Regions from separate parts of the Mus musculus genome. Here region 2 is linked to region 1. Evidence: chromatin loops called from intact Hi-C (ENCODE). Cell type or tissue: left cerebral cortex. All regions are shown on one strand.

Region 1 (8,000 bases):
TCTAGTCCAACTCCCTCATTTCACAGATGAGGACACTGAGCCTGAGGTACCTGGCAGTGTCACTGCTGTCTCCCAGGACAGAGTCATGGACTTGCTCTATGTGCTCAATGAGGACTTTGAGTCTAAAGGTCTCTGAGGCAAGCTTCTGGCCCGAGGGCCACATCTGAGTCTAAAATTGAGGTCTCTTTGGCAGAGGAGACAAGCTAAACACCTGTGTGAGTGTGGAGGGCTTGGAGGGGATCACATGAATCAGAAGAGCCACCACCCCCTCTCAAAAAAAACAAAGCCTCAATGTTTACGGCTCTGTAACCAGTAGGAGCATCTACAAAGTGGTCACACCTTGGTGCGCAAGGAAAAGTGGAACAGGGGCCGATGACTTCAGCCCTCCACCGTATTTCTTAGTCAGCCTTACATGTTGCAGGAGGAAGCTACTGCGCCTCCTCTCCCTGACCCCAGCCACTCCTGGCCAGCCCTACTCTCTCCAAAGCATGATCCTTCACTACCCACTGAATGAGGCCGGTTCCTTCTCAAAACCAAGGCCCATGGCCCAGTCAGCTTTCCAAGTGTCAGCTAAGTGGCCTATCTAATGAAACCTGAAACTTTGAGGTTGATTAGGTGAATCTGGGCACAGAAATGCCACCTGTTCTCCCACCGTGGTCCCCTAGGGCCAAAGTATCCTATGAGGTTATCAGCCTATATAATGATAACGGCCCCACCAGTGCCCATGGTCACTGTTTGCCACAGTTGGTCAGCTCTGGCAAAACCTTGTACCTTTTCAGGTGCTGTCCCTTCTCCGGTTCCACATGGAATTGCTCAGGTTCACTTCATGTGTGCCTTTCTGGTGCAGCAGACACTCACAGATGCCTCTGTCTTAGCCCAAGCCTCTTAGATGGGTTGTGCCCAAGCGGATTTCCAGGGCTCCTGGTCTTCTGGGCTGCTGCCCTGGTACCACTCAGGGCTTCTCCAGCCGTGCAGGCTCCCTCCAGCCCTGCCCTCCTATCAGGCACAACTGCATCTCAGAGATCCCCACCGTCCCTTCCCCAGAACCCTTGTCTTGGGGCTGCCACCCCTATCCCACCCCCAGTCCTCACCAGCCACAGCCAGTTCCCTCTGGGAGCCAGATATCAGTGAGATTAAGATTATTTCCCTGCTTCTGCACCATTTTGGGCCTCAGTTTCCCCCATCTGTGAAATGAAGGGGTTCACTATATAAATATATGCCATGCCTCCATATTCACCCAATCGTGAAGATGGATCGGCACATTTTCCATCTCGGGTGGCCTGTGCCTGTACTCAGGTCTTGATAAATTGTAAAACCCCTCCATTTGTGCCGCACCAGCCTCGAAGTGCGGAGATGAGGCGTGGGGCGGGACATCTGAAAGAGTATCACGTGATCAGGCTGATGCGGTGAACAGAGGCCTGGAGCACCGCTCTGAGATGATTCCGCCAGGAGCCGGCCAGCGTACCCCATTGGGCCCATGCTGAAGGGATCCACCACTCTCTAAAGCTGGCAGGTGGCCTGATCAGTTTGAGTCACTGTCTTCTGAGCAATAGCTGAAGATGGAGCTGGTGGCTCTCCCAAAGCAGTGTTTCACTTGTTGAGAGGGTTGAGTAATGTCCAGAGGTTTTCCTTTGTTTTGACTTGAACTGGACACGCAGGTTCATAACCCACCATCTTAGTTTCTCTACATTCTAAAAGAAGTCTAGGATCCCTATTGGTGAAGAAAAATGGATTTATTTACAGTTCTAGCCAAATTAGTAAGAGGAAAAAGTTATTTTGGGCATTTCCTTGGCTTCCTTGAATTAGGGTTTCATCTTCCTCCATAGTGAAGATGAGTCAGGCCTAAGACAGCTTTTGGAGGCAGGAGAATCTAGAAGGCAGGTTACTGGGCCACCAGACTTTCCGGAAGGGGGTTCCACTTCTGGCACTAGCTCAGGCTTTCGACATGGGGGCCATCTGGAGAAACCCGTGTTCCTTGGCTCCCTTCCTGTCATCTCTTGTGCCAGAGTTACAGTTCTAGATGACTATGCTGCTTGAGTCTTCCCTACCGTGGGCAGCTAAACGCCATCCTCACATCCGCCCACCCCTTCCCCTTCCATTCTCAAGAAGCAGCACCATACTAGGCCCCCAGACCTGTGGGACTCTCTGGGTGAGAGGGTCCAGGACCAGGATAGGGACATGATGCAAACAGACCCACCAGTGGGCCTCACAGCTCCCTCTAACCCCCACCCCACCGAGGCTAGTGTGTCCAGTGCTCATGTACAAGAGATAGCAGTTGTTCTGGTCCCCAGTGCCCTCCACCGGGCAAGCTTGGAGTCTGTACTCACAATCACTAACTTACTAGGGCATTCCTAAACCCACTAACAGCTAGATTCCAATACGGCTCCAGACTGAAAAGCTACCAAGGAGATTCCATCTTTGTGTTCCTAGAAACCTTTTTTTTGTTGTTTTTTTGTTTTTTGTTTTTTTAATGTATATATTTTTATTTCTTATGTATATATTTACCTCCCTCTTACAATTTTTTTATTATCCTTTTGAGAGATCTATGAGGACTGAATTTTCGTCACCTGCTTCAACTCCTCAAAGGTTACCCCTCAATTCTATGGTCCTTTAGTTATTATTGCCTACACACATATACTGTGTTATAACTCTGAGGGGAAAGGTGTCCTGGCATTTGAGAGCCAAGGATTACCACAGAGTCACCCCACAAAAAAACCTCACACAGATTGGGAGGAAAAAACCCAGGCCCGTGCCTGCCACTGCTCAGAAGGTGCAGAGAACTGAGCAGAAGACAGGGTTTATAAAGCATTTGGGGGCGGGGCGGGGCGGGGGTGGGGCCAAGATGTCCAGGGTGGGGATTGGTGGGATTACAAGTCCTGAGCTTGGGCTTTTTACTCTGTAGGGCTGGGTCTAGGTCGGGCTGTTAAAGTACTTAGACTGTTCTATGAGTGGAACCTGTCAGTTCTCAGAGGAGGGATAGATGTACATATATATATTTATAAACATGTGAATATATTTGTATCTATTTATAAAATACAACCTTCAGTGTGGGCTCATATGTACATGTGTTTAGGCCTGACCGTCACCTGGGATTGGGTAATGTATTGGGGGAGGGGGTCATCCCTGGAGGACTCCCTTCTCACATTAGCAGGTAATATAGGTTTAGGTGGCCCAAATTCGAATGCCAAAAGAGTTCTCTTCTGCCACTTCCCTCCCACCCCAGGGTGACCCTTCTCTCAGATTTCTCCAGAGAAGGCCTAAATTCACGCACATCACACACGTCCGCTCAACTCCAGCTTTCTCTACAAGTAGCACTTTACACTTGTCTAAGACTTGACCAGAGTGACTCCATCTTTTAGCCAGATGCTCAGTTTTTCTGTGCGCCCGACTGCTGCACAATAGGCCAACTTTCCGGTCACAATGTATCTTTGCCTTTTGTCCTCTCAATGCCTCTAGTGAGCCACCTCTGATGAGCTAACACTAGGTGGCGCTCTGAACCCAGATATCATTTTGCTCTGGGTGTAGGACAATCACATTAAAAAAAAAAAAAAAAAAAAAGCAAGCCGGGCGTGATCCCAGCACTCGGCCTTTAATCTCAGCACTCGGGAGGCAGAGGCAGGCGGATTTCTGAGTTCGAGGCCAGCCTGGTCTACAAAGTGAGTTCCAGGACAGCCAGGGCCATACAGAGAAACCCTGTCCTATACAGAGAAAACAAAAACAAAAAAGCTTGGAGTTCCGGTGCCCATGCCAGCCCGTGCCATTATAAGTAATCTTATTTTGCCAAGGTAGATTTGTCAGAATCTTTGATTTGCTAGGGCCCTCATTATTAGGGGGTGAATAATGTTTCTTTTCCGTCTTCCTAGGAAAATCATACTACATACTTTTAAGTAAAAAAAAAAAAAGTCTACTGTGGTGCCTGCAGATCGCTTTTTGTCCCCCACCACCACCCCCACCACCACCCCCCATGCAGGACAGGCCACAGTTAAGATTTTGTAAGACCGGAAAAGCCTTACGTCCGGGATGCCACTCACAGGGACGCAGAGTCGAAGATCGATGCAAAGCGCAAGAGGTTTATTGATCCAGCATGCTGGGGTTGTCCTGAAATCAGGATGGAAGCGACCCCGCGTAGCTAAAGCACACACCTTTTATACATTTTTTAGAGCACTTCTCAGTCCCAGTTTAGGGCTGGCAGTTTATCATTGGTTAACCTTTAACTGCATTACGGGGCCAGACTTAAGGACCGGAGACTATCTCTCTTAGTGAGTAAACTTAAGGAACAGAGGCCAATTCTGGGAAAAGAATATCTTGACATTTTTACAACAACTTAACCTAATGACAAGTTCAGGCCATTTTCAGCCTTTTCTATGCTATGTGTGAAACTCATAAAACTGCTTACTCAAGAGAGGGGTGTCACTCCCTAGGGCTCTACTGGCCTCTCAGAGGGGAGTGGCCCAGCTAGGCAAGGAACAGGAGGCCTTCCCATCCTCATTTTGTCATTTGGGGGAACTTGCTTGTCATTCATAGCAACAGGCTCTGGTCTTTCTCTAGGTTTGAGGAGTATGAGGGGGAGGGGGCGGGGCGGGACCTATTCAGAGGGTGGCCAGACGTTTTTCTCATCATTTTTGAGGGTTCTTTTCCCACTGGGTTGTGTTTTTGCCTTAAGAGTGCTTTCATCTGAACCTTGTTGTTACAGCATGGGCCTTTAACCAAGCACTGCAGACGCAGAGGCAGGCAGGCGGATCTCTCTGAGTTCGAGGCCAGCCTGGACTACGCGAGTTCCAGGACAGAGAAGCGCCGTGGGGGGTGGGGGGGGGGAGAGTTCGTTTATCCATCCAAAGCCCTAGGTCTTGGTTAATTGCAGATATTTTCTGAGACCATCAGTCCACCTTGGGCTCACAATAGGCAGAGCTAGTTTGCCCTCAGCACTATGGTACCACCTTGGTCATGAAACGATGGGGAAATTTTCTGTCCCTCCTTTGGGGGCTGTCCAGCTCTGGCTTCTTTCTTACCTCACCCCACCCTCTTCTCCATTGCTCCCCGCTGCCCACCTCCACCCCACCTGCTGAATGGTCCGGTCCCATTTTCCTGAAGTGTGTCTGCCCACCCACGAGGGGCCCCAGCTGTGTCTCCTGTGAATGAGGCCATTCAGGCAGCTGTGATACATCCCAAGGCTGGCTTAGGGCTGAGACTGCCTTAGGAGTTGCCCCTCTCAGAAAAACAGGCCTGTCTCAGAGGTGTTCTAACCTTCTGCTCTCCCCGCTGTGAGCATCAGTGGCCCTCAAAAGTCCTGGATGGGAAGCTCAGCACATCAAAACAAAACAAAGCAAAACAAAACAAAACAAAACAGCTATGTAAAATCAGAGCTTCCACCCAGAAGGAACCCAGGTGGGAACTCCTTGGAAGCCATCCAGGAATCCTTCCTCTGAAAGCAGAAACTTTCCTGGTTTCTTAACTCAAGAGTTCAGAGGAAAAGTGGTTTGATTCCACCATCAGTCTGTTTTCTTCGTGTCCATAGAGAAGCGAAAAGAGTGCTGGAATTTACATTCTTCACGCATTCCCTTTCCCATCCTGCTTATAAAACAGGCGGGTTCTGCTGCTGAATCTCAAGGGAAACCCATGGTAAAGGAGTGGACAGTAAAGTCGTGGGGGAAGGGCAGGCAGCAAGATGCCCCTCTCCTCCAGGACCCTGAGGCTCAAAGCTGTCTGACAGTTTTCCTTACAGTTGTGCCCCTAAACAGCGGTCTCCAAGCTTCCCACAGGGACATGTGCCCCTAATGGACTGAGAGGCAAACTGTTCCTTCATTCTAATGTTAAAACCTCCATCCAGGAAAGAGCTGGGTCTAATGTCCTTAATGCGGGAGGCACGCTGCCACACAGCGACTCTGCGGGGGGTGGGGAGGGGGGGTGTCATCCCTCATCCTTGAGGGGGGTGGTGCTCTCCTCCTCTGAATATGCTCTGGGCTTTGGAAGTGACTCCCTGTGGGTAGATACCTATTTGCTGCTAATTTGTGTGTGACAACTCCCCTTGGTTTCCCGTTCTGACCCCATATTCCCAACCAAGGGGGTGGGGGTGGGGGCACTGAGTCTATGACTGAAGAAGACTCTTCCATTATAATAGGGTAGAGCTTTGGGAGAGAATATGAAGGAATCTGCTAGCTCACAGTGTGGTGCTGATGGTACTCTTCTAAGCATCCAATTACAGGAGCCCAAAAGAGGAAAGGCTAGAGAAGGTAGCCAGGCAAGAGATAGCAGGAGTCTTTCCCCTCATCTCTTCTTCATGCAGTCTGACAAATAACCAACGTTGGTGTCCTCAAGACTAAACAAGGCACGGAAGGACAAAAAAAGGTATGTGGGTTGGAGAGATGGCTCAGCAGTTAAGAATGGTGGCTGTTGCCAGGCAGTGGTGGCGCACGCCTTTAATCTCAGCACTTGGGAGGCAGAGGCAAGTGGATTTCTGAGTTCGAGGCCAGCCTGGTCTACAGAGTGAGTTTCAGGGCTACACAGAGAAACCCTGTCTCGAAAAACAAACAAACAAAAAAGGAATGCTGGCTGTTCCTCCAGAGGTCCCAAGTTCAATTCCCAGCACCCATATGCCAGCTCACAACGATCTGTAACTCCAGTTCCAAAAAAGTCTCCCGAGAGAGAGAGAGAGAGAGAGAGAGAGAGAGAGAGAGAGAGAGAGAGAGAGAGAGGAGGCTGCTGAACTGTGGTGGCACACACCTTTAGTTCCAGCATTCAGGAGGCACAGGCAGGACAGAGCTACACAGAGAGACCCTGTTTCAAAACAAAACTGAGGTGTGTGTCTTAGCTGTTGACTTCCATCCACTGACAGATTTCTCCTCTTCCTTCAAAGCTTGAACGACTGCTGTGTGCTGAAAAGAGCGGTGGTACACCAGGTTCCCAGGAACGGTTCAATGGAGTCGTTTCCTAGCAAAACACACAGCCAAGGGGGAAAGAGTGCAGCTTTTATCATTCCTCTGTGGACACAGAAAAGCATTGACGAGGCTTCTCCTTTGTGTCGACAGTGTGGATAGGATCAACCCATGGGCAGGCTTTCTTTCTAAAGCCTATTATTTGTATATTTTAAATAAGTATGTATGGGTTTAAAACATCTGAAATATAGGATATGTATATTAATTTTGTTTTTTTTTTTTGTTTTGTTTTGTTTTTGTTTTTTGAGACAGGGTTTCTCTGTGTAGCCCTGGCTGTCCTGGAACTCACTCTGTAGACCAGGCTGGCCTCGAACTCAGAAATTCACCTGTCTCTGCCTCCAAGTGCTGGGATTAAAGGCGTGCGCCGCCACTGCCCAGCTTAAAATGTATTTTTAATTTCTAAAAATACATAAGAGCCAAAGGAAAACAGAGAAGCAAGCAGGGTGAGCACATGTGTACTGTGTTTCAGACAAGCAAGACAGTGCACATTTTTTATCCATTCACACACATTTGTGTGTTTGCATATATTTGCATATAGTTACATAAGGCAGAAATAGACATTTCCCAGAAAAAAATATGACTTCATGGGTACCATACATAATATGACATCACGCACACAAGGAAGAAAAAAATGTGCATGTGCGTAAGGGGGTGAAATAGAGGAAGGGGGAAGTATAGATTGCCCTGCACTTAGTCTGAGATGTGAAAAGCTCTCCAGGGAAATCTAGCCCTGGAAGGTCATTACCAATTAAATAAGAGACCAGCCCACTTGTGGGTGAAGGGAATGTTGTCAGGGTAACAAGCTTTCTTCTGTCTGGTTTGTGGAGTCACTACAGACACATTCAAAATTCCAAAAGCTTTTTGGTTTTGGTTTTTTTGAGACAAAGTCTCACTCTGTAGCCCTGGCTGGCCTGAGACTTGCTATGCTCCTCAACGTCACAAGAGATCCACTTGCCTCTGCCTCCCAGGTGCTGGGGTCTAACCTTTTTGTTTTTTTAATGTAGATAAGACAACCCAATTCTGACATTGAAGAGATTCCAAAGGATTGAAAAGTGCCAGATCATTTCT
Region 2 (8,000 bases), 110 kb after region 1:
GGGTATGGGGGACTTTTGGGGTAGCATTTGAAATGTAAATGAAGAAAATATCTAATAAAAAATTGTTTTAAAAAAAAGAAAGAAAGAAAGCAGGCTGAGCAAGCCATGAGGAGCAAGCCAGTAAGCAGCCCTGTACGGCCTCTGCCTCAGCTGCTGCCTCCAGGTTCCTGCCCTGTGTGAGTTCCCTCAGTCATGGACTGTTACCTGGATGTCTAAGTGAAGTAAACTTTTTCTTCCCCATGTTGATTTTCAGCCATGTTTTATCGCAGTGGTAGAAACTTCTCAGATACCTCACCTGCCACGTTCCCACTTCTCTACCTGTTTTGCACAGTTTCTCCTTAACATTGCAATTCTCTGATGGTGCCTCTGCCCCTTCCTGAGCCCTGTGCTCCTCCTCAATCTCTCCAGCCAGAAAACCCTTCTTGTTGGTCAGGTGTTCCCTGGCCCCGGGTGCTCACCTGCTGGGGATTAGTGGCTACTCCTCTGAGCTGCGCTCTCTATAAGCCTAACCCTGTGTTCACTAATATCTGTAATGAACTAATGTTTCGGTTAGATCATTAAGTCTCTTGAGTGGCTGTATGAAGTGGTCCTGCTGGAACCACTGGACTGTCTGGGTACTAAGAGTGAGGGTATTGTCTTATCTTGGGCTGTGAGTGGTCACCTTAGACCTTGAGACCCCCATCTTTCTGTATTTTGAAGATACCATTGATTTTAGTGAACATAATTTGTTTAATGGCTTTGTTGGAACAGGCAATCTTTTCTTTCCTGTGGCTTTTCAGACACAAAGGTGACAACTATTAGTACATAGGAAAACTCTTTGCCCTGTTGTAAACTGTGGAAGGAACAAAGGGCTTCTGTGATTTCCAGTGTATGTAGGTATACAAATGCTGATAACCATCCATCTGTGGTCAGAATCAAGTTGTAATTTATGTTCAGGACATATCAGATTACTGACTAAAGGGTATCACTGTCTATAAAAGCTGAGCACTGGCTCTGACTTTAATACTGAACTTTCCCCATCTTATACACTTTTAGTGACATGTCGATTCACGATGTGTCAGTGAGTGCAGCAGAGACGCAGGCCATTGTAGATGAGGCTCTGGGGCTGCGGAAGAAGAGGCAAGCGTTGATCGTGCGGGAAAAGGAACCAGACCTGAAACTAGTGCAGCCCATCCCTTTCTTCACGTAAGTGTCCGCCGGGTTTCTCTGAAATGTGAGGTAGGCTGGTAAGATACTCCCAGCACAGGAGGGAGAAGCCTTCCTGGGTCTGCCGGGAGGGGTAGGGAGGCACAGTGGCTAGAGAGCTGGAGTCAGTATCTGCTTGTAGGCTCCTAAAGAGAAGCTTAGCTCTTTTAAGCAGGCCCAGTGCGTAAGCTGCTCACCCCGTCACGGGGAAGGCTCCTGCCCTCCTCAGTCTCTGTTGAGAAGGGGAAGGAACATTAACATTGGGCAGACCCCATCCAGCTGGGGACCTGGAACCCTGGAGTTTGTCACAAGTGTGAACTTTCCTGACTGTCCAGTCTGTGCACGTATCAGAACCAATGACATGTTCCTCTGTAAGATGGGTTTCAGCATAGCCTCTGTGAGCTTGGTAATGTATAAGAGGCCCTCTCCTTCCTGGAAGGGAGGGCTGGTATTGGTGCTACACTGGAGTTGGGGTCGTAAGCTTTGACATTTAATTTTTATTTTAAAAATTGTGGCATTATGGAAAATCCCAGAACTAGGGAGGCTGGAGCAGGCGGGTTTCTGGTTTTCAGACCAGATCGTACTGCAGAGTGAGTTTGAGACTGACTAAGCCGCCACAATGAGACTCTCTCAAGCATACATACTGTACATACAAGTTCTGCCGGTACATTTTGAGTCTTTAAGTTTAGCATGTCCTGCCATCAGTGTTGTAATCCAAACCCCTTGTCCCTCAGTAGGCACCATACTCAGATCATTGCCACTGTGGTGTAGAGCTCCTCTCCTGGCCCTTCATAGCAGGTCTGATGCTGGGGACAGCATCTCTGCTTCGTAGGGGATGATGTAATGAAATAGAACATCAGGGGTCTCTGCTGAGGTGAGGAGCAGGAAGATATTCGTTCTCTGCACCTGCTCTGGCTTGGGCTTCTCCATTTTAGCACATATTGGATTCAGCATTTTGTTGGTTATAATGATGTCGTCACAGCCGTGTGAACGATTCTGCCAAGTCTACCCAGGTGCTGACTGTGTGTGGGGGCCCTTCCTTTCCCTGCAGGTGGAAGTGCCTTGGGGAGAGCTTGCTTGCCATGTACAGTCACCTCACCACCTGTGAGCCCCCGAGGCCCAGCCTTGGGAAGAGGATTGACCTGTCTGACTACCAGGATCCCAGCCAGCTGCTAGCATCCTCTGTAGTGGTTACACCTGTCAGTGTGGTCCAGCCAAGTCCTATTTGCACCAATCCAACTGTTGCCGTGGCTGAGCCTGTGCTCTCCTACACCTCTGTGACCGCAGCTAGCTTCCCACTGCACAGTCCCAGCCTGCTGGACACAGGCACTCCTATGGGTGAGCAGACTTTGTGGCCTCACATTCATGAGAGCCCGTGTGGTAAGCCCAGCAGGAGCAAGAGCAGGAGGCCTTGACATCTCTGGGGAAATTCATCCTGCTGGAGCTCTAGCTTCCAGGTGGCTCAGTTGGTAAAAACACTTGATTTAATAGCATAAGGACTGGAGTTCAAATCCCCAGCACCTATATAAAAAGCTGAGTGCAGTGACAGAGGCCTAGAGTCTTGGTGCTGGGGAGGTGGAAAGAGGGGGATCCTGGGAACTCACTGGTCCAATGAGAAACTGTCTCAAGAAATGAGGTGGCGAGTGGCCTGAGTAGAAACCAGAGCTTCATAGAAAACTGTAGCCTGGCCCCAGGGCATAGACCTGCCTCTTTCCCTAGCCAGTCATGGTGGCACACACCGTTAATCCAGCACTCGGGGATCATAGGCAGTCAGATCTCGGTGAGTTCTAAGCCAGCCTGGTCTATAGAGCGAGTTTCAGTATAGCTAAGGTTACACACAGAGAAACCCTGTCTCAAAAGAAAAAAAGTGTCTCTTCCCCTCGTTATGTCTTTGCTGTTGGTCCTCCTGTCTTGCTAGGTATATGCATTTCTAGGTCTTGGATCTTAGAAAACATTAAAGTCATTGCCATGTGTGGTAGTGCATTTTAATTACTAATGGAATTGTAAAAAGTTTGTACCATAAATTCCCATGCAGTTTTCTGATTTTTCTTCCACAAAAGAACACTGGCAGTTAGAGAGTGACTGTAGCACGGTCGGTTAGTTTTCTCAGATGCATGACTGAGACTAAGCTCCCTTTGTTCTCTATATAATTCATGGGTCTCTTGCTCTAATCCTATCACTGGGTATTTGGTGGGTAGTGCCACTCACTCTGCCCACCCCAGGAGTATGGACTGCAGGGCCCAAAGACTCTGAGTGTCCTGAGCTCTGGCCTGAGGTCTTTTCAGCTCCAGAAGGGTAGGACCATTAAGGGACTCAGGACTGCGTGCTGTTGAGAAGAAAGATGTCGGTGGTGGTGGGTTGTAAAAGAGGAGTCCAGTGGGCCCTTTCCTGCCATTGTGCAATGGTTTAATTATCATTCTTTGTGAAGGTGATGTTTCTGGAGGAGATAAGTCTAAGAAAGGGGTAAAGCGTAAGAAGACTGTAGAGGAAAGTGGAGAGACAGCAAAGCGGAGGTCTGCCCGGGTCCGAAACACCAAGTGCAAAAAAGAAGAGAAAGTGGATTTCCAGGGACTGCTAGTAAAGTTCCTGCCGTCCAGGTACTGGACACTTTGTGGTTTCTCTGATGTAACTGCAAACTGCTCTTCTTTCTCTCAGCAGCGCTTTTCAGCCTATTCCCACCCTCCCCACCGGTGCCTCCCTTGTTCCCCTTGATGCTTGCTTGAATAGAGTGTGTGGATGTCACTGAACTGAGTGCTTGGATTTTTCTCACCTCCTGAATACAGGAGCTGACTGGTTTATCCATTGGGGACTGGCTGCTTCCTGATTCTCACAAGATGAATGAGTCAGGAACGTGTAGTCATGAGACTCACTTTTTCTTGGGGTGCTTCAGGGCCGCAGCAAATGCTTATGGAAACCCCTGGAAGGAAGCCACCTGTTTCTCAGTGTATGTGTGCCTGCCTGGCTTTATATTGCTATTAGTTCCATTGCATTCTGAGAAGATGGAGCGTGCTCCTTCATTGTATTGGTTCTTCATGTTCCTCAAAGAATTCCAGGAGAGAAGGTGCCAGCTCTCTGAAACAGGAGGGCCTGGGCCCCTACTTCTGTCCTGGGTTTTTACTGCTCCTGCTCTGGCCCTGCTGTTCTTCAGGAGCCCCAGGGGCTCTCTCCTGAGCCTGTTTAGGATTTATTGTGCCAGTGGGCATGCTTCTTGGTGCCCCACTTTTGCTTTCCCGGGAGAGTGCGCTCTGATCCATCATTCTCCTCCCCAGCATCTGGGGGCATACTTTTGGCTTGCCAGGACTTTCTCTCATATCTCCGGTGTCTTCGTCTTTCTCCCTCCACTGTTACTTGAGTAGGGTTTCATCAGTACTCTGCCCAGATATCTCAAGTCTTTGGTTGTCATTTTGACCAGTGACAGTTTATATCAGTATTGTTTCTGACAGTGCAAGAGGAATCTAGAGGCTTTAGCAGACTTATGCATCCATTTTATATCAATACACTTAACTGCTCTTTGTTCCCTTCCTACCATCTCTCCCATGAGGGTGCAATTCTTAGAACTAGGGCTGTGTTTAGTGCACAGCTAAGACAGAGCCAAGGCAGAGATGTGGCGCCATCTGCTGGTTTCTCCTGAGATGCATTACAGGAAACAGCTGCTCTTTGGAAGAGTGAAGGAGTGTCTTGGAGTGGGTGAAATCTGTCTTCCTCTTCGCCCCACTGTCATACCCTGGCTCTTGTTTCTTGCCTTGTGTATGTGGAGCTGTGTCTACTGTATTTGGGTCAGTTTCTGTGAGGTTCGAGTATTCATTACTTTGGGTATTCCTATAACAGTATAGCAGCTTGCTTGCTGGAGTGTACATGCAGTTAATGTGGGGTTTATAGGTGCCCTGAGTGTTATGCTGTAGAGGTGCTACAAGGGTGGCCAAAACATGGTCCTTAGAAGAGTCTGTAGGGTGGTGCTGCAATGTGAGGAGCTCAGATGGGTGTGCCGTGTCCCCACGCTGGCAGCCCCGAGGCCCCTCAGCACCTCTGCCTTTGTACCTGGTCTTGAGCTTCTGCTTCTGCTTAGCCCTTCCTTGTTGTCAGCCCCGAGAGTATTCCCTCTGACTCTGCTCTCCAACGCAGAGTCCCCGTGGCTCTGTCTGAAGCAACTGCTTGGTGCTGGTCCTGATGTGGGCCGTTTGTGTTTTCCCTGCTCATGATCCACCTCTCCACCGAGGAGATGAACTCCCTGTATTTATGGTTGTGTGCCTGGCGCATGGCTTTGCTCAGCAGCCATCTGTTGGTGGCATAAATGAACAAGTGTGGGAACGATCAGTCACGGAAATCTGGAGAGACGCAGCGGCTCCTGGGGCCTGGGTGTGGATGCTCTCACCATCTGTTTCAGTCAATGCTATCTTGGCTTGATTTAGTTGCTCTACTAGGAGGCGTTGGGATGCTCTGTCACAGGGAGCGGGATGGCTGTCGTGATTTTAGCATGTTTCATGTAGGTTAAGAAAACTGGACCCTGAGGAGGAAGATGATCCATTTAATAACTATGAAGTTCAGGCAGAAGCCAAACTGGAGAGCTTCTCCAATGTGGGACCTCATCGCCTGTCCTTCGACTCAGCCACATTCATGGAATCTGGTAGGAGTGGGCAGTGTGCTCTGTCACTGCTGGGCAGTCTTCCTTCCATCAGCCTGGGACCTGCCTGGCTTCTGCTCTGCAGAGTGGTTCTAGGGTTTCATAAGAGTTGGAAAAAGGGCTGGAGAGATGGCTCAGTGGTTAAGAGCTCTGACTGCTCTACCAGAGGTCCTGAGTTCGATTCCCAGCAACCACATGGTGGCTTACAACCATCTGTAATGGGATCTGATGCCCTCTTCTGGTGTGTCTGAAGACAGCTACAGTGTACTCACATACATAACATAAATAAATAAATCTTTTTTTAAAATTGGTGGAGGAGCTGCCTGTGGTCAGCTGAGGGATCCAGGTGCATACTTGCTGTGCTCCTGAGGCTGTAGACTTAACACTGGATTGAGAGGCTTGCCTTTGAAAGTTTAATGTGTGTTATCACGTCTATTCTGTGTGTACCATGTCCCACACACTGTTTTGTGTGTATGATCTCATTCACTGCACATGCAGCACTGGCCAGCCCTTTTGGTGTTCATCTTAGACATGTGAACTTTGAGAGGCTTGTTTACCACTGACAAGGGTTGGAGCCAGCATTGAACCCTGGTAGCCTGGCATCAATACTTCAGTGTGACCTTAGCTTCATGTAGATTGAGTGGGGGAAGCAGAACACAAACTGTCCTCTTCCAAAGAGAAGAGAAACTGAACCCAGGAGGGCCTGTTGATTTTGGTGAGGTGGTTTTCCTTGTGTGGACAGAGAAGCAGGATGTGCATGCGTTCCTGATGGAGAACCTGACCAACGGGGGCCTCCTGGAGCTTATGATGCGTTATCTGAAGAGCATGGGCCACAAGTTCCTGCTCAAGTGGCCCCCAGGGCTGGCGGATGTCGTCCTTAGCGTTTACCACAGCTGGAGGAGGCATAGCACCAGCCTGCCCAACCCATTGCTGAGGGACTGCAGCAACAAGCACATCAAGGTGAGTGCCTCTTAAGGCTAGTGTCTGGGTCAGGGAGCCAGTGACTGGGAGCTTTCACAGGTCCAGGGCTGATCCAAGTCTAGAACTTGGGCCATTGTGTAGTTTGAGGCAGGAATCTCATGGTCTGTCTAATGCCTGGAAGAGCCCTAATGACTGAATGGAGTACTTTGTTACCAGCCAGTTCTATCAGTGGCAGTGCAATAAAGTTAAGATACTTGAACCCAGCTGCCAAGACATCTGGACATGAGGAAGAAGCCATGGGGAGGGCTTCTAGTGTTGTTTACTGAGATGGGAGTGGTGCCAGGGAAAAGAAAAGGAACCTTTGGCTATATTTGAAAAGCTAGGATCCATTACTAATTAAAAAAAAAAAGGTTTTTGTGTGCATGCATGGTTTTGGGGGACTTGTCCATGCTGGATAAATACTCTACCACTGAACTGTATCTCTCCAGCCCTGTGCATATATTTATTAGCTGGGAAAACAGTAGCATAAAAGCTAAGGTGGGCCTTTAGGGGAGTAATGGGGCCTCCAGCAGTTGGGAGCTGAGCCTTACTCAGCCCTGTCTGCTGCATTCTCTATCCCAGGCTCCTGCTGTAGTGTTTTCTAGAGCTCAAGGAGACATAGGCTGTCAGGCCCACTTCTCTTCTTGAAGGTAGAATGCCAGATGCTGAGGTAGGAAAACAAGAGCCATCAGTGTCTGTTTTCATTATTTTTTTTTGTTGCTGTAATAAGACACCATAACCAAGGCAAGCTAGTAGGAAGGAGGGTTTCTTTGGGGCCTGCAGCTCCAGAGGGCCAGGAGGCCATCACCATCATCAGGGAGTGTGGCAGCAGGCAGGCAGGGAAGGTACTAAGCAGCAACTGAGAGCTTCCATCTTCACAAATAGCCAGGAACTCACGCCTGCCCCCAGTGGAACACCTTCTCCCATAAGGCCATACATTCTGATTCTTCACATACTGTTTAACCAGTTGGGTATAAGTATTCAAACTTATGAGCCTATGGGGCCATTCTCATTCAGACTACCACAGGGCCCATTCCAGGTAAGATTTCTGGCTGAGAGTCAGGCTGAGTTGACATGCCTGTAGAGCCATTGCTTCCTTGCTGAGCAAACCTCACTGGAATACCTCCAAGTAGCTTTTCCACACTGGCCTTGTTCCCTCCAGGAACAGTGTGAACCAGTAGAGCCAGCTTTTGGACTCTAGAAGTGGGGCCGACCTTTTCCTAGCTGTGCCGGT

What was found. A loop is a pair of places that touch in the nucleus more often than their neighbours do. Peaks named below come from ENCODE experiments on the same cell type or tissue, not always from the same donor. Only the 100,000 strongest peaks of a DNase experiment are listed, where the experiment ranks them.
Region 2: a loop joins it to region 1, with 7 times the contacts of the local background. A loop is called at or near these places in 31 of 42 quality-filtered maps.

The regions. Positions count from the first base shown.
Region 1 is chr10:75,849,139-75,857,138 of GRCm38, reverse strand. No RefSeq gene overlaps it. Among named protein-coding and RNA genes, the nearest start is that of Mif, 7.1 kb to the left of the region's middle. In left cerebral cortex, a CTCF peak has its summit at 3,458 (motif pointing right); DNase peaks (open chromatin) are centred at 5,509, 6,338, 7,456, 7,680 and 3 more places.
Region 2 is chr10:75,741,011-75,749,010 of GRCm38, reverse strand. It overlaps Cabin1 (calcineurin binding protein 1), which reads left to right. Exons shown (of 37, transcript NM_172549.3): 8 at 1,036-1,185; 9 at 2,237-2,523; 10 at 3,614-3,782; 11 at 5,673-5,809; 12 at 6,549-6,766. Among named protein-coding and RNA genes, the nearest start is that of Cabin1, 19 kb to the left of the region's middle. In left cerebral cortex, CTCF peaks have their summits at 4,808 (motif pointing left), 6,076 (motif pointing left) and 7,680; DNase peaks (open chromatin) are centred at 4,118, 4,795 and 5,504; H3K27ac peaks cover 2,866 bases.